2 separate regions of the Homo sapiens genome follow, and region 1 is linked to region 2. The links are chromatin contacts, found by Hi-C or POLR2A ChIA-PET in ENCODE. All regions are on one chromosome and are shown on one strand. Each heading gives the region's core, a stretch centred on a gene start or an enhancer-like site at or near the end of the contact. The rest is flanking DNA. Distances are from core to core; before and after follow the strand shown. Region 1 holds the start of SLC50A1 (solute carrier family 50 member 1). Region 2 holds the start of FDPS (farnesyl diphosphate synthase).

Region 1 (4,527 bases), core at 1,821-4,320, 170 kb after region 2:
TAACTGTGGATCTATCCTTCACCAAACCAGGCAGGTTTAGAATTATGAGTAGAGAATGAACCATCGTGGGCAGGGGTGGGGAACACTTTATTTTAAGGCATATTCATATCAGCATATAAGGCATATTCATATCACAATGGCACGATCTCAGCTCACTGCAACCTCCACCTCCTGGGTTCAAGCAATTCTCCTGCCTCAGCCTCCCAAGTATCTGGGATTACAGGCATGTGCCATCATGCCTGGCTAATTTTGTATTTTTAGTAGAGATGGGGTTTCACCATGTTAGTCAGGTTGGTCTTGAACTCCTGACCTCAGGCGATCCGCCCACCTTGGCCTCCCAAAGTGCTGGGATTACAGGCGTGAGCCACCGCGCCCGGCCTTTTAAGGCATATTCTAAAGATTGCACCCCAACCTCCAAAATTAAAAAAAAAAATCTCTAAAAAATAAAAAGTGATTTCATCTCCTAGGCCCCAATCAATCATCTAAGTAAAGCTTTTTCTTTGGTCCTTTTATCCTCAAAGTCATCTCTTGTTCCCACAACCCACTGCACCTGGGAAGCTGGACAGCAGGCCCAGCTGAAACAAGGAGGTCTCTTTGGTTCAGGTTGGCACTAAGGTGCCCAGTGGTCAGATGAGCAGCCTCAGGTTTGCAGGAGCCAGTAGTTCCTGTCTTGCTCCTGGGGGTACTTCCAGAAAAGCCAGAAGCGGATAAAGCTGGTGACGATTCCTGGAAAGTTGGACACCTGAAATCACAAGAACTGCTATGAGGAGAGGAGCCAGTTTTCCATCTTGCACCCCTGTCACCCCATCCCAGTTGTGCTTACCATGATATAGGGATCTCTGAGTCGAAACCCATAGAGGCACCAGGAGGCAGAGGTGAGAAGGGTAGCAATGGTGAGTGGGTAGGAGAGACATTGGGTTGATTTAGTTTGAATCACCTTAGCCTGTGGGAAAGAATGGAAGACTCTCTTGGCCCAAGCACATCGTAAAGCTTCACTTGCCTAAGAATTTCCTCAAGAAAAAGGTCAGACACCCTCCCTGATCTGTCACCCAACCTTTCCTGCCTCCCACTCGCCCACTTCTACTGCCTTGTCTTCTTCCAGGGTTTGGATCTCCCCTTCCTCGGGACTGTAAGCCATAGTATTTGGCTATGAGAGCCTGACTCTTATCTCTCCTACCTCCTTGGACACCCCCACTCACCAAGTCAGCCAGTGGTGAGAGGTACATGCTGATGGTGAAGACACTGCAGAAGAGGCCCAACTGCTGAAGCCGGGCCTCAGGGTTGGGTACCAGGAGCCAAAAGTAGCCATAACCCAGGAGAAGGACCCCTAGCAGGGTTGCAGTCTGTAGGAGCACAACACGCTGCAGGGGAGAGAGTACCCTTACTTCCAGATGTGCACTCTGACTTCCCTGCTAGAGTTAATTCATCCTGCCTTCTCCAGTGCTCCAATGGGGAAGCCAAGCTGTCTAGGCCTCCAGCACTGCACTGTCACAGCTTCTTTCCCACCACCAACTTGATAGGAAAGTCTTATCCACCCACAACACTGGAGACTTCTGGGGGAGATAAATATGTGTTTTTTTCTGTGTGCTTGGCACACACAGTAGGAGCTTCATAAATGCTTGTGTGATTTAGCAGGGACGCAGAGCTAATCATCTCATTCTCACCCACAGGCCCTGGCTCTGAAAGAAATATCAGAGACAAAAGCCCTTTCCCCTTAGCTTGTTGGCTGAAGCCCAGGGCAGGCAGCATAGGCATCTCAGGCTAGGCAGAGCTACCAGCCTTGCCTAAATGGGGGCAATGTGTTCATCTCAGAAGGCTGGCTTCATAGAGGAAGGGGACCTGCAAGGCTGGAGAGGCCTTCCTGGAAAAGGTGGCAGTGCCAGCTGTTACAGTCTTCTAGGAAATAGTGTTTGCCCTGCCAGCAAGGCAGGGCGTGCAGCAGATAGGTGGGTCCAAGGGAGGGCCTCTACCTTCCGAGGGCAGTAATGCAGATATGCCAAGATATACAGGGTCTGAAGCGCAGCACCCACTGTGTTGACGACGATGAGGATCCCGTCTCCCTTCAAAGCCCCATAACTCAGCCAGCCCAGGTTGCTGCAGGGTGGAGGGGATGGACATGGCTCAAAGGGTTCAGTGTGAGAGGAGGACCCAAAGGGTCTTTCACTCTTTTTTTTTTTTTGAGACGTAGTCTCGCTCTGTCGCCCAGGCTGGAGTGCGGTGGCACGATCTCGGCTCACTGCAAGCTCCGCCTCCTGGGTTCACGCCATTCTCCTGCCTCAGCCTCCCGAGTAGCTGGGACTACAGGCGCCCGGCACCACGCCCGGCTAATTTTTTGTATTTTTAGTAGAGACGGGGTTTCACCGTGTTAGCCAGGATGGTCTGGATCTCCTGACCTCGTGATCCGCCCGTCTCGGCCTCCCAAAGTGCAGGGATTACAGGCGTGAGCCACCGCGCCCGGCCAAACCTCTTTCACTCTTGCTCCTCCTGCCCCGCCCCCACCTCCCTCTGGTAGCCTTTCCCACTACCGCAGCCGTCGGCCCCTCACTTGACTTCCGTGGTGAGAAAGGGCAGGAACTGGACGTTGTCCACACTCCGGGTCATTCGCATGTGCCTGAGGTCCGAGCTGTAATGGGGCCCCGAAGGGAGGGGTGGGGGTGGGAAGGGAGAAGCAGAGTGCTAGAGGGGGATGCCCAATGCCTGTCATCCTTTCCGGACCACCGCAGACCCCGCCCCCTCTCCCCCCCGCCAGCTATCCTGCCTTCTCCTTCAGGCCTAGTGACCAGCCTCGCCCTTGTACCCCGGTCCCCTCGACCCGATCCCACTTTGATCCCGGTTCCGGACGAGCCAGGTGCTGTGGCCACGTCTCTGTCCCCTCTCTCTCCTTTCCTGACTGCCTAGTCCTCCCCAACCCAGCCCGGCCGCACTCTCACAGGCCGGCGGAGAACATGCCAAGGGTGAAGACCACGCATGCTCCGTAAATGAGCGAGTCCAGAAAGCCGCCCGCCTCCATTACGACTAGAGTCGGATCCCGCGCCCAGCGCCCGCCGCGAGCCTGCGGTTGCCGGGACCTACTGCAGCCCAGACCTGCGGCTCTGGAGCCCCGCCCCGCGCACTCGGCTCCGCCCCCGCACGCTCGGGCCGTCCCTCCGGAAACTGCGCCGAAGCCCCACCCTCCCTCCGACGCCGAACCGGAACTCGCGCCCCTCTCCTCCGAGCGCCTTCCCAGTACCCTGGTCCAGACCTCTTCCATGTCCCGGTCAGTCCCCTTCCTAGGGCTCCGCGGGTGTGTCCCCGATACCTGCCGCTGCTCACACTCTGCCTACCCCTTGGATCATCTAGACGCCCCCAGTCTCAACGCTCGTGTTCCCACAGGCCTGTGCGCCTTCGGCGGTGGACCTCCAAACAAAAGCTTGCTAGTTTAACAAGACTTCAGCACGCTTTCCATCCAGAGCTCCACATCAGAACCTCAGTTGCCCAGGGTTTGGGAAGTTTTTTTCTGGAGTGTGCTGCCGAAGCTTTTTCTCAAAATAACACATTACCAGGAATCACCAAGCCTTCCTCTTTTGCCCTCCCTCTCGGGTCAACTTTACATGACGTGGCCAATCCACTGACGCCTCTATCACTGACCCCCGGTCCAACCCACTTGTTACTGGGAACTTTCCCTCCCAGCCTCCCACACGTCTCTGCTAGTGTGGCTGTGGGGCGGGGCCGCATGCCTCAGCTGGCGTTCCCAGCTTCCCTGACTCACCGAAACAGCGTGAGTACCTGAATGGTAGTATGCCAAAGCCCTGCGGTGACGGAGTGGGAGTGGGGTAGAGGTCGGATAGGAAGAACTTCCAGAGTGGAGTGCAGCTCAGAACCCGAGAGACAGCTGTCAGGAGCACTCCGGTCCTGGACAGCCCTCAGAGGAGGAAACATCCCACCCTTTTGGCCTCGTGAGGGGCACACATTCTTTGGAGAGAAAGAAATTCAAACCCAGTTGCTACTGTTGTAGCACAGAGAGCCTCGCACTTAGCAGGGACTCAATGGTCATATGTTTTAATATGGAGTGGCAGAAAAGCATGTCCGAAAAAACACATTGCTTTATTTTGAGACAAAGAACATTGTATAAAAAAACTCCAGTTGTAGAAATCAGGACAGACACACAGCAACTTATATACAGATACTATACACGTGGGCCCTGCCCTTTAGGCTACACTCTAGGCAGAATGTACACATGGGCACTGCCCTTACAGCTACACTCTAAGAACAGGTTGGCACAGCCCCCCTGCTGGCACAGCTCTGGGGAGTGCTGCCCCAGGATGGGAGAGAATGCAGTACCTGGCTACAAACTTCTCTGTGGCAGCTCCACAGATGAGGTCTTGCTGGGAGATGCTGGGTCAGCCCAAGCATGCTGCCTCTCCTGTACCTGGCTTCCAAGCAAGAAACTGTTTCTTGCTTTTCCTTCAGTCAGTTCATCTGGGCATCCTGGCTCTCTCCTGGAGGGGGCATCTTTGACAAGCTTTGCCCATCCACGTGGCCCCTTCC
Region 2 (4,376 bases), core at 229-2,728:
GCAAGGCTCTGTCTCAAAAAAAAAAAAAAAGCTTTCTCTCACATCTGTCAAAAGTCCCCCATAAGCCACAGGTGAATGCCACACAGGTACAGAGCAACTGAACCAAAGCCTTACTCCCCCAAGTCATGAATCCCTCACCTCCTTGAGCCGGGCAATAGCATCTCCTATCTCTGGGTGCCCCATCTCATCCTCAGTCAGCACCCTAACGATCTGGGAGAAGTGCTGAACGAAATCCTGCTTTTCTTGGGCATAAACATCTGAATTCTGGTCTCCGTTCATTCTGAGGGAGGAGCAAAGGGCTCTAAGTAGAAGAAAAACAAGTCAGAAACCTGATCAGCTGCTCCCCTCCCCAAGGCCCCTCACCCCAACCACACTCACCGAGGTTCCTCTGTCCACGCTTGGCACCAGCAGCGGGCACTGTGCCAGGCCAGGACTGGGTACCCGTGCACCAGGGAGGGCCGCCGTAGGGAACCCAGCCACCTCTCCCGGGGTGCCCAGTAGGGGGCTGGCAGCAGGAAGACCCCCACAGATCTCAACCAGCGGGACAGGGGCATCCTGGGAGTGGCATAGGGAGGGGGCACTAAGCACTCCCTGCAGGGGCAAGCACCAAAGGCAGAGGCATGGTGGCAGCTCCCCAGATAACTCCCACCCCAGCCTTAGCCCAGAGTGCCCCTCCCTCTTGTGGAATGTGCTTGGGGACAATTACAGGAAGGATACGCAGGGAACAAAAAAGTATGGCTGGGTGACTGAGACCCAACTAATCACCACTTACAATAAACAGGCTAGAACTCAGTGCCTTCAAGATGGCGTGCACAAGGCTGGGTAAGGAGGCGGTACAGAGTAAAGTACCCCAGGATTAGGGGCTGAAAGGACCCTTAAGTCATCCTATTTTACACAAGCCAAACTGAGGCTCTAGGAGGTAGGAAGATAGTAGAGGCAGAGCCAAATCTAGAACCCAGGTCTCCCCTGGGCAGTGGAGAGGGGTGCCCAGGGTCTGAGTTACGCCCCAAGGAGGAAAGAAGCATTGGAGCGAGAACCCATGGGTGCTGCATCCATATGGTCCGGGGTGCTTGAACCGCGCGTCCCAAGCCCCACAGGAATCGCTAGGACTGAGCAGATAGGCTCGGAGCAACTCTGGACGGGAGAGAAGGGCTCGCAGCAAAGGAGTAAACCGGGGTCCGGGCATATTGGGGATTCCAGGAAAGCACAAGGGCAGAGTTGGGAAGTCTCCACACCCCTAGAAGGCCAGCCAGTCTAGCCCACCGACCTTCAAAACGGACACAACAGGCTGGCCTTCCGATGCCTCACAGTATCGTTACAGAAGTAAGGCCCGGTCTCGGCCCCCTTCCTCCAAGGCCCAGCACACATCCTCTCTCACCTGTTCCCAGATACGGATTCCTGCTCGGTCCCGCTTGTTGGCGGGTACTCCTAAAAGCAGAATCCGCTCCGCGATCGGCTCTGTGGGTCGAGTAGTTCCCGCTCTCCCCACACTAAGGGCGGAAATATATAATTAGACTACAACTCCCAATGTGCCCGCGGGAGGGACAGATAACGCGATCCTGCGTGTCCTGGCTGGGCGAAGATGAGCCGCGCTGATTGGCTGCTGGCCGTCGTGTGAGCATGGCGCACTGTGGCACTGTGACGGACGACCAATGGAAGGGCTGAAGTCTAGAGGTCGCGGCTGGAGGCGTCAGTGCCGGAAGCGAGCCAGGCTGGGAACGTCCCCGCTGTGGCTTTGGCTGCCTGTCTTACTCAAGTTTTCATTATCTTCCTGGGCAGCTGATTGGCACGTTAGTAAAACGCAGCAGGACTAGCTTTCTCACTTATTAGTTCTCTAACTTTAGGCAAATCATTTAACGTCTCTGATCCTCAGTGAACTTGCTTGAAACTAGCTTTCCTCATCTGTTGAATGAGGGTGGTAATACCATGAGGTAATGTGTGCAAAGTGCTTTAAGGGCTTAAGAAAGATGAGTCTTGGGCCGGGCACGGTGGCTCACGCCTGTAATCCCAGCACTTTGGGAGGCCGAGGCGGGTGGATCATGAGGTCAGGAGTTCGAGACCAGCCTGACCAATGTGGTGAAACCCCGTCTCTACTAAAAATACAAAAAAAAAAAATTAGTCGGGCGTGGTGGCGCGCGCCTGTAATCCCAGCCACTCAGGAGGGCTGAGGCGGGAGAATCGCTTGAACTCGTAAGGCAGAGGTTGCAGTGAGCTGAGATCCAGCGAACCACTGCACTCTAGCTGGGGAGACAGAGCAAGACTCCGTCTCAAAAAAAAAAAAAAAAAAAGATGAGTCTCACACTTGTAATTCCAGCACTTTGGGCGGATCACCTGCGGTCAGGAATCTGAGACCAGCCTGGTCAACATGGCAAAACCCCTTCTCTACTAAAAATACAAAAATTACCCAGGTGTGCTGGTCCGCGCCTTAATTCCAGCTACGTGGGAGGCTGCAACCTCGCTTCCCGGGTTCAAGTGATTCTCCTGGATTACAGGTGCCTGCCAGCATGCCCAGCTAATTTTTGTGTTTTTAGTAGAGAGGGGGTTTCTCCAGATTGGCCAGCCTGGTCTCGAACTCCTGACCTCAAGTGATCCAGCCACCTCGACCTCTGAAAGTGCTGGGATTACAAGTACGAGCCACTTGGCCCAGGCAGTTATTTATTGATTATAAGCTAAACAAGGGTTGGATTATTCATGCCTCTGCTTTGTAGACCATATACAGTTAACTCCCTGATGTCGACACAGCATGTGGTAGGAGTATAGCGTTGAAGACCACCAGAGGTCACTCTTGTTGCCATCTTGGTTTTGGTAGGTTTTGGCCAGTTTCTTTACTGCAATCTGTTTTATCAGCAAGGTCTTTATGACCTGTATCTTGAGCCAATCTCCTATCTCATCCTGTGACTTAGAATGCCTAAACCAACTGGAAATGCAGTCCAGTAGGTCTCAGCCTTATTCTACCCAGTCCCTATTCAAGATGGAGTTGCTCTGGTTCACGCACCTCTGACAATTATGCTAAGTGAAATAAGCCAGACTCAAAAGGACAGATACTGTATGATTCCGTGTATATAAGGTACTGTCACCGGTGGAGGGTGTCCAGGTTCTTGGCATCTTGAACAAAGAATTGGACAAAACACGGCTGGGTGCAGTGGCTCACGCCTGTAATCCCAGAGCTTTGGGAGGCCAAGGTGGGCGGATCACGAGGTCAGGAGTTCAAGACCAGCCTGGCCAACATAGTGAAACCCCATCTCTACTAAAAAATCCAAAATTAGCCCAGCATGGTGGCGCACACCTGTAGTGCCAGCTACTCGAGAAGCTGAGGCAGGAGAATCGCTTGAACCCGGGAGGCAGAGGTTGTGGTGAACCGAGATCGCTCCGGGAGGAATGAAACAGGAGGAATGAACAACTCCAGATGCGCGGCCTTAACAGCTGTAACACTCACCGCGAAGGTCTGCAGCTTCACTCATGAGCCAGCAAGACCACGAACCCACCAGAAGGAAAAAACTCCGAACACATCTGAACATCAGAAGGAACAAACTCCGGACACACCACCTTTAAGAACTGTAACACTCACTGCGAGGGTCCGCGGCTTCATTCTTGAAGTCAGTGAGACCAAGAACCCACCAATTCCGGATACATAAATCTGCATGTGTGAGTGTGGATATTGTGTGAGTGTTAGAGTGGAGTACGTATTTGTGTGTGTGTGTGGAATGGTGGGGAGCTTTGTGTATGTTTACGTGTGTGTATGTGTCTGACCAGGGGGCACCTCGTCTGTTAAGCTGCCCTGACCTCCTTCTGCCCTCACTCACAATGCTCTGTCTCTCCTGGTGTCCCTCTGTGTGCTGAGCACAGTTCTGTCAGTGCCCCCCGACTTCCTTTATTAAACCTGACTGGCCTCGCTCCTGTCTCCATCCCCACACTGAGCAGAGACCTGGGCCCAGTGGCCTCACCTCCTCCAGTCTGGCATGCGTCGGGGCACGGCCCATATGGGGGTTCAGTCCATGCCTGTGGAATGAAAAGCCACCTGCGTTTGTGTCTGTGCATGTGTGAGTGTGGCTGTTGGAGCATGTGTGTTTGTGGCAGGAGGGAGGGCTCTCAACTGACAAAGCTGAGTGTTGTGTTTGGATGCTGGGCTTCTGTTTCTCACCCACAGGCCTCTTGCTCAGGGATGATCCTGTGACAAAGTGCAGACCATGCTTCATGTGGTCACTTGTGGACCAGGGTCAGCCAGACTGCTGAGGAAACTGGCCTGATTTCAGGTCAAAGTGTCTGTCCCTTAGCTGGACAGGACACGGGCTGCTTTGGAGAACTGCCCCCCACCTCCTGCTAATCCCTTGGGACTGGGATATCTGGGATTCCTATCCTCCCAACTGGTTCTGGAG

The links. Hi-C counts contacts between places; a loop is a spot of excess contacts on that map. ChIA-PET counts read pairs that join two places held with the same protein, here RNA polymerase II (POLR2A). Pooled maps may share reads with other maps.
Region 1: a loop to region 2 is called in a pooled map, with 5 times the contacts of the local background. The contact joins the promoter of SLC50A1 here to the promoter of FDPS in region 2. A Hi-C loop is called at or near these places in 1 of 37 single-sample maps with no recorded cell type and 7 of 50 pooled maps. POLR2A ChIA-PET finds 5 or more read pairs at or near these places in 1 of 52 experiments (naive thymus-derived CD4-positive, alpha-beta T cell).

What each region holds. Positions count from the first base shown.
Region 1 is chr1:155,134,395-155,138,921 of GRCh38, reverse strand. SLC50A1 (solute carrier family 50 member 1) reads right to left here and starts at 3,070. Exons shown (of 6, transcript NM_018845.4): 1 at 2,931-3,070; 2 at 2,546-2,623; 3 at 1,971-2,094; 4 at 1,200-1,361; 5 at 824-943; 6 at 69-742. The coding sequence starts at 3,010. The coding sequence ends at 641. EFNA1 (ephrin A1) reads right to left here. Exons shown (of 5, transcript NM_004428.3): 5 at 4,023-4,527. RefSeq lists a silencer at 3,030-3,269 and an enhancer at 3,540-3,629.
Region 2 is chr1:155,305,968-155,310,343 of GRCh38, reverse strand. It overlaps FDPS (farnesyl diphosphate synthase), which reads right to left and starts at 1,478. Exons shown (of 11, transcript NM_002004.4): 1 at 1,379-1,478; 2 at 379-555; 3 at 139-301. The coding sequence starts at 554. It also overlaps a transcript of PKLR not described here. RefSeq lists enhancers at 1,119-1,288, 1,619-1,748, 2,651-2,720, 3,845-4,344.